2 separate regions of the Homo sapiens genome follow, and region 1 is linked to region 2. A link is a loop called in an ENCODE intact Hi-C map of the cell type or tissue named here. Cell type or tissue: heart left ventricle. All regions are shown on one strand. Links, peaks and the distances in the headings refer to the core of each region. The heading gives the core; the rest is flanking DNA.

Region 1 (4,000 bases), core at 1-4,000, 230 kb before region 2:
GATTGGAAACTTAGTCGTAAATTCAAGTGGTTTACAATAGTAACTCTTATCCCAGTAACCACAGCACCTGTTTAGAAAAATGTCTTCGGATCACTTGTTTGCAAATGTCTTTTTCCTTAGGATCCTGGATGGAATTGAACCCATATACGTTACTTGACATGTGAAACACGTGTGACCCTGGCAGATGATTTGGCTGACCTTGAAAACTACAGCTGTTTAGTCACTTTGAAAACAATGCAATACAAGTGATTTACTAGGCTTCAGTTTTAACCATTTTATGCTGACTGGTGGAAATTCTAACCCTTCAGAAAGAAAAAAAAATTGTGAAGCAATGGAAATGTACCATCCTGGGTATTAATGTCATTAATTTTCAATACATTTTCTCACAAAAAGTATAAAGAAGTCTTTGCTTGACCTTACGGGAAAAAACAACATACATGTGGCTTTATTTTGCCTTTTTTTTTTTTTAATTAATGAAGAAATCCAAGATTTGACTTTTGTTTCTTCTCTACCCAAATCAAAAGCAGTCTATAATCTCCTGCAAAGATCAAAGCTTTTTGCTTACTATAAAGTATGTGCCCTGCTTAGGCATTACATGGTAGAAAGATAGCATTCTGTTCCAAGAAATCTCTATTCGTTCTCTAGTTGCTGTGTATATATTCTCTTTTAGCTAGAATATGGTTAGTAAATGAGTCCTGAAAATTTCGCTGTATATACCAAAACATGTTGTATACCATAAATATATAAAATATTTTTATTTCAATTTTTTAAAATTGTGCTTCAATCAAGACAGAAGTTGATTTCTTTTTCCAGAAATTCAGAGTGAGCAGTCCAGGGCTGCTGTGGCTGCTCTAAAATCACCAAGGGCCCAGAGCTTCTTTCAGATAATTTTTTTAACATTTCTAGATTATAGGCTTTGTCTTCATGGTCTGAGATGACTACAAGAGCCCTAGCCATCACAACTAAGTGGCCAGCAGCAAGAAGGAGGAAAAAAGAAGGAATAGTACACCCACTCCTTTTAGAAAAGGCTTCTGAGAAATCCCACATAATGCTTCTACTTACATCTCCTTGGCTCAAATTTAGTGTCTGCCACAAAAGAGAATAAGACACACACACACACACACACACACACACACACACACACACACACATATATATATATTTTTTTTTTTTCTGGCAAGTCTCTAGTTCAGGGATTTCAATCTCCTTTAAGCAAATGAGTCTTCTCCTAACCTCTCCCTCTGGCCTGCCCAGTCTCTCTCGAATCTCTTGCCATCCTGTCCTCCTTACTCACTTTGGGAAAATCCAGCTCTGTCAGTTTTACAGTCTGCCTTTTCCACTTCCTTACCTGAATTCCTGGGAAAAATAATCCCACATCACTTCAAGCTGGAATTCCAACAAAGTCAAGACCTGTCACCTCATCGGACTCTCAGAGCACTTGACAGTTAGTTCCTGCTGTGCCCCTCTCTCAGTCCTCTTCATGCTAATTCCAAACCTGTCCTCTCTCTTAAGCCTCCCAAACCAGCAGCTCTTCATCTCCTTTCAGCAAATAACTTGTTGCTTTTTGAAGAAAGTCTGTGTCAAGGCATGAACTTCCTCAGCTCCTACATCCTCTTGCCATAGATGTTATCCATAGGTCTCTTACTGACATCCATAATCCCTTCCTCCCTTCTGGTCTCAGCGGATGACGTTTCCCTTCTCCCTCCTGCTCTAAGTCAACCCCTGCATCTGGGCCCTTGATCCTCTCTCCTCCCAGCTCCCACAAGTCCTTGCTTCGTCTGTTTTCCTTTCTATCTCTCACATCTTCAATCTTTACTTTTATTCTGGCTCTTTCCCCATTCATGTCTCTCACAATCTTAAAAACAATACACAGCAAACCACAGCAAAGTTCAGCCAACTCTTTATTGATCCTTTAGCTAGTTCTTGATCTTCTCTTTTCAGTCAAGTTGCTCTACCTCCTCATCCCTATTCAGTCTGCAGTCCACTGTAGTACGACTTTCTCACAACACCTCTGTTCCAGCTGCCCTCCCTTGGTTGCCAATGAACTCCTAATTGTCTTCTTAGTTCTTAGAGGCTTCTTCTTCTTAAACTCTTTCTTTGTTCATTTACTGAGTAAATATTTATTCAACATGTTTTTGTTGGGAGCCATTTTGTTCCAGATGTTTCCACACTCTTCTTGCTGCTCTGAATACTTCTTTTCACTATTCTTCATGGTCTCTCTTCCTCCCCACTTTACCTCTTAAATGTGAGTATTCTAGAATGTTCTTTTTGATTAATTGGTTTTCTCACTCTGTGTACTCTGTAGATGTTTTCATGTACCTCATAGTTGTATTTTCCATCTTATGAAAGTGGGTCCCAAAACTCTGTCTCTACTCAGAGTAGGCACTTCCCCAATTTCCAAATTTATTCACACAAAAGCCCAATGTCCATTGATATCCAACTCTTCAAATCCAATATGTCCAGAGCTGGACTCACATATTTCTTTGCAAATCTGTTCTTCCTATCTCAGTTAGTGAAACACTTTTAGCCAAGATCGAAACTTATAAATCATGAATCCTTCTACCAAATCTATCTGTCTGTCTATATATATTTTTGAAACAGAGTTGTCTCACTCTGTTGCCCAGGATGGAGTGCAGTGGCAAGATTTAAGCTCACTGTAACCTCCACCTCCTGGGTTCAAGCAATTCTTGTGCCTCAGCCTCCCAAGTAGCTGGTATTACAGGTGTACACCATCACACCCAGCTAATTTTTGTATTTTTAGTAGAGACAGCGTTTCACTATGTTGGCCAGGCTGGTCTCGAATTCTTGGCCTCAAGTGATCCTCCTGCCTTGGCCTCCAAAGTGCTGAGGTTACAGGTGTGAGCCACCATGCTCGGCCCCAAATGAATACAATTTTTATTTTATTTTATAACTATTGATCAAATCCATGCTCTCTTCTCTAACCTGCTAATATTTCCCTAGTTCAAGCACTCACCAACTCTCCCCTGAATTATAGTACTAGTACCTGAAATAGTGTTTTTGAAACTGTCAGTTGCATTTAGCATTTTATTTTAAAAATATGATACAGAATTGCGTAAAAAATAAGAGTATAAAACCACATCTATAATATCAAAGATAAATATGGTTTTATAAAATTATTGATACACCCACAGACATGCAAACACACACAGACATTTTGCCATGAAAATGTATTTCTTACTATAATTTTTAAAATTAGAGAACTACTTTCTTAAATGGTCGATCTCTGTTGCACCTCTTCTTAGCTCTGGCCTTCCATGATGCCAGCAAATTTATGTAGTTGAAAAATTAATCTGCAAATGTCACTCTTCTTAAAACCTTTTCAAGCCTTCCCATCATCCATGATAAAATCAGATCTCTTTCGTGTGGTACCCAAAGCCCCTATCCAGATATGTATTGTACCTCCTCTCCAGCCCAGCCCCTGGCTGACTCTTTCAGCAGCAAACTTTTTCCACCCACGTGCACCATGTTTCACAACTGTCTTCATTTACTTGTACTCTTCTCACCATCTAAAACTCGCTTCTCTCTCATAATTGCCTGGTTCACTTTATCTCATTTTAGAGGACACCTAAAATTCAAGCCCAGTCCCCTTCCTCAGGCCGAGTCAGGCTCTTCTCCCAAACCTACCTCTAGCATAACCTAATGAAATTGCTCTAAAAATTATGGTCTATGCCTCTTTATTAAAAAAAAACAACAACAACAAAAAAAAAAACCCTGCCCACCAGTATAGCAATTCTTTTGTTATAACCACACATAGTACTAGTGTGTGGTTCTGGGGCACTGTCATGCCAACTTACCTGTGTTCAATAGACCTGAAGTAGGGAAGATCAGCTGACTCTTTTACATCTCTTCTCAGAACATCTTGAAATGATTCTTGGGTGCAATATAAGAGCAAAACATGGAACAGTAGAAACCAGCATGGAAAACTTTTTCTCCTATTTGAGAAAGTGGGATGAAAATGTGTCTCTTAATCCCTTTGGCA
Region 2 (8,573 bases), core at 2,688-6,687:
TTGAAAGTTGAATCATGCAAGAAACTGCATTTCCTTTTGTCTCTAAGCAGATAGCTCCGGAGAAAGAGTTAAATATTTCCACAGGTAGCTACTCTATGTTCACCTTATCTTATGTGAAGTGCCGATTTACTGGGCGCAAGACAAATACATAATCGACTATTCCCCTGCCTGCTCCTTTTGCTTTGCAGCACGTGGTTGACCCTGCCCTTCCTCTTTCCCCTGAAGCCTGTGTTTTCCCTTTAAATACTGAAGCCCTCATAAGTTTCTTTGGAGAAAGGCACAGACCACAGACTGTTTCTTTGATTCCACATTTTTTTTCCTCTGGGCATAACCTTAATCGTGGCAAAATAACCTTGTAAATTGATGGAGATCTGTCTCAGATACTTTTCAGTTTGCAGGTCTTTTCCCATTTTATTTTGTAGTTGGTTACTCGGATAAAGTGAAAGTTTTCTATATTTCTGGCCAGTAAATATGTGTGTGCATGTGTGGAGAGAGTGATAAAGAGAATTAATACTGCTCTACATATTTCATTTACATATATAACTCTCACTTTTAATTTTATTCATCCTTTTGGACCTGCAGGTTAGTCATTTTTGCCCATTGCTCAAACATTCTGGGAAATGTGACAACATCCCACAGAGCCTGGGGGGAAACATGTGAAATCGAGTGGCGTGATGAGAGGGCTTTCTTTTGACCAGGTAATTGGACAGCATTCACAATGGTTATGACATTAAAAAACAAATTTCACTGAGAACCTTTGAAATTGCTGAAGGAAAAAATAGTCAGTGGAACAAAGTCTTGAACTCAGAGAACTCTCAGCAGTCCAAAAGAACAGTCCTGCTGTTTTCTGGGAACACACACAAAAGTAGAATAAGGGGCCGTGTGCCAGTTCATTCAGAATCAGGCTTTGCACTAAGGGAGAGCCAAAGTGGAGCTTCACCTAGCTCAAGGACCAAATTAATCACCACCGAGCTCAGATTTCAAACATACTGATAGGGAAACCAGTAATTTTCAGTGAATGACTTTCTGCATGTACTTACATCCTAAACTGAAAGAAATCTAATAATAGCAAGGAGACTTCCCTACTTGGCTGGGGTTTTCATGGGATAATTACACCCCAGGAGGATTAAAGGTATCATCTTTGTTTCTTGCTGTGTAAGACCATAGGACTGATTGTCTTTCAATTACCACCCATAGCTGCTTCTCTGGCTCAAACACTTGAGAATGGGTAAGGGAGAATATATTTGCCAGTAAAATCATGCCTATGTTTTATCTGGCTCCTTATCACATGCCTTGTGTTTCTTTTCTTTTCTTTTTTTTTGAGACAAAGTCTGGCTCTGTCACCCAGGATGGAGGGCAGTGGAGTGATCTTCTCACTGCATCACTGCAGCCTCCATCTCCAGGGCTCAGGTCAGCCTCCTACCTCAGCCTCCTGAGTAGCTGGGACCACAGATGCATGCCACTACGCCTGGATAATTTGTTTTGGTATTTTTTGTAGAGATGGGATCTCATTCTCTTGCCCAGGCTGGTCTTGAACTCCTGAGCTCAAGCAATCTGCCCACCTCGGCTTCTCAATGTATTGGAATTACAGACATGAGCCACTGTGCCCAGCCCTGCCTTGTGTTTCTTAAGGATAGGATAACAATCACAGAAATCAGGGAATCCATTCATGAACTTTAAACTGAATCTCATTTCAGCACAGTAAGTTGTAGTAAAATTTTATATATGTGTTTATATGTGCATATATATACATATGTATGTAAACTTACATATACACCTAGAGAAATATATATGTCTGTATGTGTGTATATATGTATGTGTGTGTGTATATATATAAAACCGTATTTTCATAAGGAATCTTCATAGATTAATGTGATAAAAACTTCCATAGCTCACTTTCAGGAAAAAGTTTGTCTTTAAATGAGTTTGTATGTGTATACAGTGAAAACTAATGATGACTTCTTTTTTTGCTTTCGTTTCCAGTTGTAACAGTTCCTTTTATGCAGGAGCCTGGTAGCACCTACTCCTTTGTCTCTTTTATATAATCTCTTTTCTGTTCTTTAACCTTAGTTGTCCCATTTTTACATAATGTTTAATTTTATAAGATGCCTGGAATATTTCTTGGTATCTAGATGTTTTTAAATCAATCAAACAAACTCTCTCTTCTCTGAATGAGACAAGGCAAATTCCCTTAAATATTCCCTTGCCAAATCCAGAATTTTGCCACAATGTTTAGAGCCTTTTTCTCCTTATGGTAGAGTTGTTTCTCTGCAAACGGCTCTGTTCCCTTAAACTTTGTCATCCTGTCCTGGCTTAAGTAGCGACTTCATCATGCCTAGATTACACAGTCTCTACCCTGCCACCCTCTTCAGTCAATTTTCCCCTTCATTTAATCTCCAAAGTGATGCCAACTCGACGTTCTTTGTAGACAACTCAAGGTCTCTTTGGTAGTTCACTGAAGTGACTAAAAGCTAAGGTTATGTTGATTCAGCCCCAAACTTTAACGAGAAGTGGATGAATAAAGCCCAAGGGTGATGTGGTGAGTTTCCCAGGCCCTTAAGCCTAACCAGGTTTTTTTCTTTGGGATGATTAGAAATTCTCCTTTTGAAACCAAATAGAGATTATTGAGTTTTTACCCCCAAGGACTGTTTTCTTGTCCAACAAGTCTAAATCACAGGGAAAAGGCTCAAGGAGTTACTACATTTGTTACTGTACATTTGTTACTGGACTAGGTGACAACTATGAATACTTTTAGTCTGTTTGAGAGGAAAAAAGGATTACAAATCCCCTAAGGCCCAGTGAAGAAGAAGCCTACTTAGCTAGAAAACCAAAAAGCTTTTTTTTTTTTTTTTTTTTTTTTTTGGTACATGTTGTTTGCTGGGTGCTCCTGATGGGAAATTTAACTGGGATTGCTACCAGTTCTCTTCTGCACTTTTGCCAGCTTAGGGTGACAATGATCAAGCCATTGTTGGTTGGTAAATTAATTTCTTAGGGCTGCCGTAACAAAGTACAAAAACCTGGGTGGCTTAAAACAACCTAAATTTATTCTCTCTGAGTTCTGAAGTCGAGAAGTGTGTTGGCAGCCAAGGTGTTGGCAGGACCGTGCTCTCTCGGAGGTTCTAGAGGAGAATACCTCCTTACTTCTTTCTAGCTTTTAGCAGTTCTTGGCCCTCCTGGCATTCGTTGGTTTGTAGATGCATCACTCCAATCTCTGCCTTCACCTAACACATGGCCATTTTCCCCTCTGTGTCTTTATGTCTTCCCAGGATATTTTTCTCTCTTATAAGGACACTCAGTCATATTAGATTAATGGCCCATTCTACTCCAGGATGACCTCGTCTTAACTAATTACATCTGAAACAACCATATTTCCAAATACAAGGTCACATTTTGAAATCCTGGTCTTTGTTTGGGCAGGCTCAGTGGCTCACATCTGTAATCCCAGCACTTTTGGAGGCTGAGATGGGAGAGTTGCTTGAAGCCAGGAGTTTGAGTCCAACCTGGGCAACATAAGAGGACCCCATCTCCATAAAAAAAAATGTGAACTTCAATATTAAAAAAAACAAAACAGAAAAGAAGCACGTATCTTTGGGGGATAGGATTCAACACACAACATTTGGAATCAATTTAGCTTAACGCTTCCCAGGTATGAGGGATATCATTATGGTGTGATAGATAAGAGGGAAATAATTTCATCCTTAAGGTGGGCGGGGAGTGGGGGTGGTGCATCGTTGGGTTGGGATTAGAAGGTGTTGGAGCCAGCCCATGTCCTCACTCCTCTGCTGCTCAGAAGGGAGAATTACCTCTTGCTGTTTTTCTGAGCCCTATCTGCCAACTGGCACACACTGCAGCCAGCGTCCTGACAAAGGTTCCGTCCGTGTTTGTTGAGTGAGCAATCAGAGCTACATTTGCGCCGTAGAAATACTTGCAGATCTGCCAGGAACATGAACGACAGGCATTTTCCACAAAAGTTTCTCTCCCTCAGTCAAGCCAGGGACTGTTTTCTAAAAGCACCACAAAGGCAGTGAATTCTCTGGTTATAAATCTCCTCGCAGGCAGCCAGATTTGCAATTGAGTGCCAACTTCCTCTGCTTAAGTTTCCTCTGTCCACACCTCACGGGTTTGGCCTGGAAGAGTCTCATGGAATGTATGGCCTGAGGTGGACTTCAAGGGAGGATTTGACATCAATGTGTTTCTGCCGGGGGACCATTCCACAAGGTCATCCCTGGGACATCGGTGGGGCTGGGGAGGAAATGGAGAGGGTCTGCCCTTGACTTCCTCGTAGGCGGGCAGGGCCTGGAGTATTGGCAGCCAGAAGCAGTTGGACTTCCGCCTAGTCCCAGCTGCCACTGCTCCACTCCCTGGTGGCAGCTGCCCGGGTACTCCTTTGACGCAGGAAGAACACTGAGAGGGCCAACAACAAGGACATCAGGGGGGCTAGCCCAGGGTAGAACTGTGGTGAGGCAAAGTGTGTCAGGGTGCCTTGCCACACACACCTCCTTCTAGAACCCTCTGCCTGTCTTCAGCAAAACCTTGCTTTTACTCAGCTCTCACAGTTTGTGCTAAGATGTAGACAAAATTGAAGTCAATCTGAGCCTTTTTGCTCTCTCATTATCGTTTGTCTCAAAAGAAAAATCCAACAAAAAAGTCTTGAAAAACGGTTTTCCCCAAAATCTTTAAAAAGGTGGCAAAATGGGTGGCAGGAAAATATTTTGTGATAAAACAGCAAAATAGGTAAAAACTGATTTTCAATAATTGTCTCCTAGCTGATTCCCTGGACTCCTTTAAAGTGATCTCCTGGTTTTAAAGGGCAATTCACAGAACTAACTTAGATTGTGGACCTCCCCTGAGACTGGAAGCATATATAGTCATTTACTGCATAATGACATTTTGGTCAAAAATGGGCTGTACATATGATGGTATGATAAAAGATTATAATACAATATTTTTACTGTATCTTTTCTACCTTAAGATGTATTTAGATACACAAATACTTACCACTGGGTTACAACTGCCTGCAGTGTTCAGTACAGTAACATGTTGTATAGGTTTTTGGCTTAGGAGCAATAGTTTAGACCATGTAGCCTCTGTGTGTAGTAGGCTACACCGTATAGGTTTGTGTGGGTGCACTCTATGATGTTCACACAATGATGAAATTGCCTAACATTGCATTTCTCAGAATGTATCCATATTGTTAAGTGATATATGAGTTTATGTAGTAAAATTAAAAATATCACCCAGTGGAAAAAACAAAAATAAATAAAAAATAAATAAATAAAGTGATTTTCTGGATTCTGTCCTTCAGGATTCCACTTCTGGACCCTTTACCTTTTTATCATGGGAGCAAAGGCAGCAGAGCAGGGTAAAGGAAAGGGTGCACTCAACCAGCCCATCATCAGGGCAGGGAAGACATAGGATCCACAGGGAGGGCCTGGGAGGGTCATCTCTGGCTAGGGATGACATGTTCAGAACAAGTCTATGCATATAAATGTATGTTTATATCTTGGAGAAGTGGTCTAGCTTTAACTCTAGTGCTAGCTATCACATAATGAGCCAGTTCAGCAGCCACCACCAGATTTCCTTTTATGGACTTGACACTTCACACATTGTTCTTTTAACATTAGACATTTTGAATTGAAGCAAGAAAAAAAAAACTTTACTGATGTCTGACTCAGAGTAAAAGAATGAAAAGCTAAAAACAAGACACGACTTCAGCTGAAATAAATTTGAATACCCACCATGCTCTTTATTCTCAATAATCACATCTATAAACAGGCCAAAAGATCCCAACTGTTCAATAAACTGAGTAAATTTAACAGCAGTTGCTGTCAAATGACAGAGTTCTTGAGGATAAAGATAAACACAGTTGAATTCAGTGTTCCAGGAAAATAAAAGTGCTCATCTGGTTGGAAGGAGTAAGACATTAACAATTACATTCCAGAAAATTCTATGATAGTCCAGATCTGTTTTCTTGCCTTAAATTCTGCCAGGAAAAGTGTGCCAGTGACCTGCCATCCTTTTATGCCAGGCCGGTGCCCAGTCTCTACCTGCATGCACAGCAAACCTACATGCACCTGGCTCACAGGCCAGATGCTCAGCAATGAGCTGCTTGCCATGAAAGACGTCAACCCTGAGCCTGAGAGGCAAGGCTGGTTTACCACATTTACCCTTGATGTTTCCTGGATCAAAGCTCCAGACTCTCTTTTGACTTCATTAATAATGAAGAGGGATGAGAGGCTATTCTGCTGTGAAGTTTGATGATGCTGATGAGTTTTATTTTTGCACTTTAGGATTTCTTGTTCCTCCATCATTCAGGAAAGCTATCAGATAACACTGGAAGATGTCAATGTAAACCTACTCCTTGTCTCCTGATACTAGATATGAACAGCTTGAACTATTCTCCAAGGGATCAGCTGGGAATGAGGGAGGGAGGGTGGGGTGGCGAGCCAAGTTTCCACCCACCCATCCATCCATAACAAAGGAGAGGAAGGCAGTGGTGTGCCTAGGGGTAGGGGAGAAATGCTAAGAGTGGGGCTTCAAGTTCCCATTTGGGCTCTAGCTTAGTAGCTCCCCAGGTCAAGGATCTATGACATGAAAAGCCCAAAATCTCATCTTGGAAATAATTACAGACTCCCGAACAGAGCCAGTTCAGCTGTCTATATTTTGGAGTTCAATGCTTTGTGGTTTATAGTCCAAATAGCCCCTAAAAATCAGTGTGGGAAATAGCAGGTCAGGGAGTCAATGAAAATCGGGTGATGAAAGAGTCTGACATTTGAAAAATCCTTTGATAAGATTGGTTGAACTATCCCAGGGATCAAAATAGGTTATTTTTAACACCCAGCGCCTTGTCAGCATACACAGGGCACTCACCTTAGTCTGGGGAGTTTTAACATTTGCTTTATGAAGAAGGTCAGCATGTCCCGAGTGTGTGTAAGTGATGTCTATTTCAGCATTATTATGCCAGGTTTTGTTACCGTGGCTTACAGTCAGTGTGGCCAGAACCACAAATGTTTCTTATTGACGTCTGGCTTAGCTAGTGTATGAAGGCACACAAAAGCAGAAATCACTCTTCTGATATAGTTTTTATTTTCCCATCCAGGACCAGGTACTTCTCTGTCATCACACCCTGATTATAGAATCTGAACACCAGAGCACTATGCTTCATTTCAATCCAGTGACTTAAAAATTTCAATTAGCCACCTAGGCTCCTGCAGGTGGCATGCTGTGTCTAAGCATCTCTCAGTGAGAACCCTACTGGCATTGGGAGTGAAGGGTGGGATTGGGCAATTCATTGTATAGGGTTGTCCCTTGCAATGAAGAATGACTAGCATGTCTGTCCCCATTATAGAACCGAACTGAGGCTCGCTTGCCCCAGTGCTGTAGAACCAGGTCTCCACATTTGCAGTGACAGAAAGGAAGGCACTTGATTGCAGGGCACCAAGCAAGGAGGACCAGGAAGCCAGTGCTCAAATCCTGACCTCCCCAGTGGCTTTCAGGTAAGGCTTTTTAAAGGCAGAGATAAATTTCAAGAAAGTAGAAGTAACAGGCAAAATTGTAAATCAATACATGGAGGTTATGCATTGGTTTTGGCATAGAATGGCAAGATACTTTGAAGCAGGGGTTTACAAGTCATAGGTAGATTCAAAGATTTTCTAATTTGCAATTGGTTAAAGAAGAGAAGCTTTGTTTAAAAATTTGGGGTCCGCAGAATAGAAAGTTAACCAGCTCAGGGGGTGATTCCCTCCAGGCCCCTCAGCAAGAAATTTAGAACCAAGAATGATGGTCAGAGCTTAGTCTTTAGTTCCCTGTTACCTGAGGTCTACATGCCAGCCGATTTGTTTGGTGGGGGTCTGGGTTTCTGAAAAACAACTCAGAGACATATGTTAAGATGTTACCTTTAGTTTCCATAGGGGAACCAAACATCTCCTTACTCTAACTTCCTTGGTTATTGTTTTAAGCTCTATTACTTTCTTGTTTATTGAGTTGCTTATTTGCTTCTCAAAGATTGCTATGTGCCAGGAATTTCCCTTGAAGAAATCCAAGACTTTTCTTTATTTCCATGCTTGGGGGCCCACAGGCCCCTAAAAGTATGTCTCTGTGATGTCTCTTCCTCCCACCTCATACACATTTCCAAATGCCCCCCTGGAAAAAAGAAATTTGGTTAAGAAACTCTATATTAAAACAGAAGTCAGTAATAAAAACACAAGCCTCTTTCATAAGTGACTATGAAGGGTTGAAGAGTTAGGATACCACATGGCCGTCTGCATGAAACATCTCCTAAGGAAGCACTATTGTGTACCCAGAAGTTTTGCACTCCACAGTTTCTCACAAATTCCCTCATTTGTGGTTTCAGAGAAAGAAAAGACTCAAGCAGAGAAGTAGAGAGAATACACAGACCACACACTGGTGAATGCCCTTGGTTTCCAATGCTTCCCCTGTCTCTGGCTCTGCAAGGGTCTCATGAGACTTGTGTTCTCTCTTCTTGGATTCCATGGGATTGCCTCCAGCCTTTAAATAAATCTCCTTCCCCCTTTGTTTTTTAGATTAACCTTATTTAAGTTGTTTCAGTTCTT

The links. Hi-C counts contacts between places; a loop is a spot of excess contacts. Peaks named below come from ENCODE experiments on the same cell type or tissue, not always from the same donor. Only the 100,000 strongest peaks of a DNase experiment are listed, where the experiment ranks them.
Region 1: a loop joins it to region 2, with 2.2 times the contacts of the local background. A loop is called at or near these places in 1 of 110 quality-filtered maps.

What each region holds. Positions count from the first base shown.
Region 1 is chr5:59,153,483-59,157,482 of GRCh38, reverse strand. All of the region lies in intron 5 of PDE4D (phosphodiesterase 4D), which reads left to right. Among named protein-coding and RNA genes, the nearest start is that of PDE4D-AS1, 120 kb to the right of the region's middle. In heart left ventricle, for the core only: no CTCF peak of the experiment used is centred there; no DNase peak of the experiment used is centred there; H3K27ac peaks cover 468 bases.
Region 2 is chr5:58,918,357-58,926,929 of GRCh38, reverse strand. No RefSeq gene overlaps it. Among named protein-coding and RNA genes, the nearest start is that of PDE4D-AS1, 120 kb to the left of the region's middle. In heart left ventricle, for the core only: no CTCF peak of the experiment used is centred there; DNase peaks (open chromatin) are centred at 3,839 and 4,359; H3K27ac peaks cover 1,405 bases.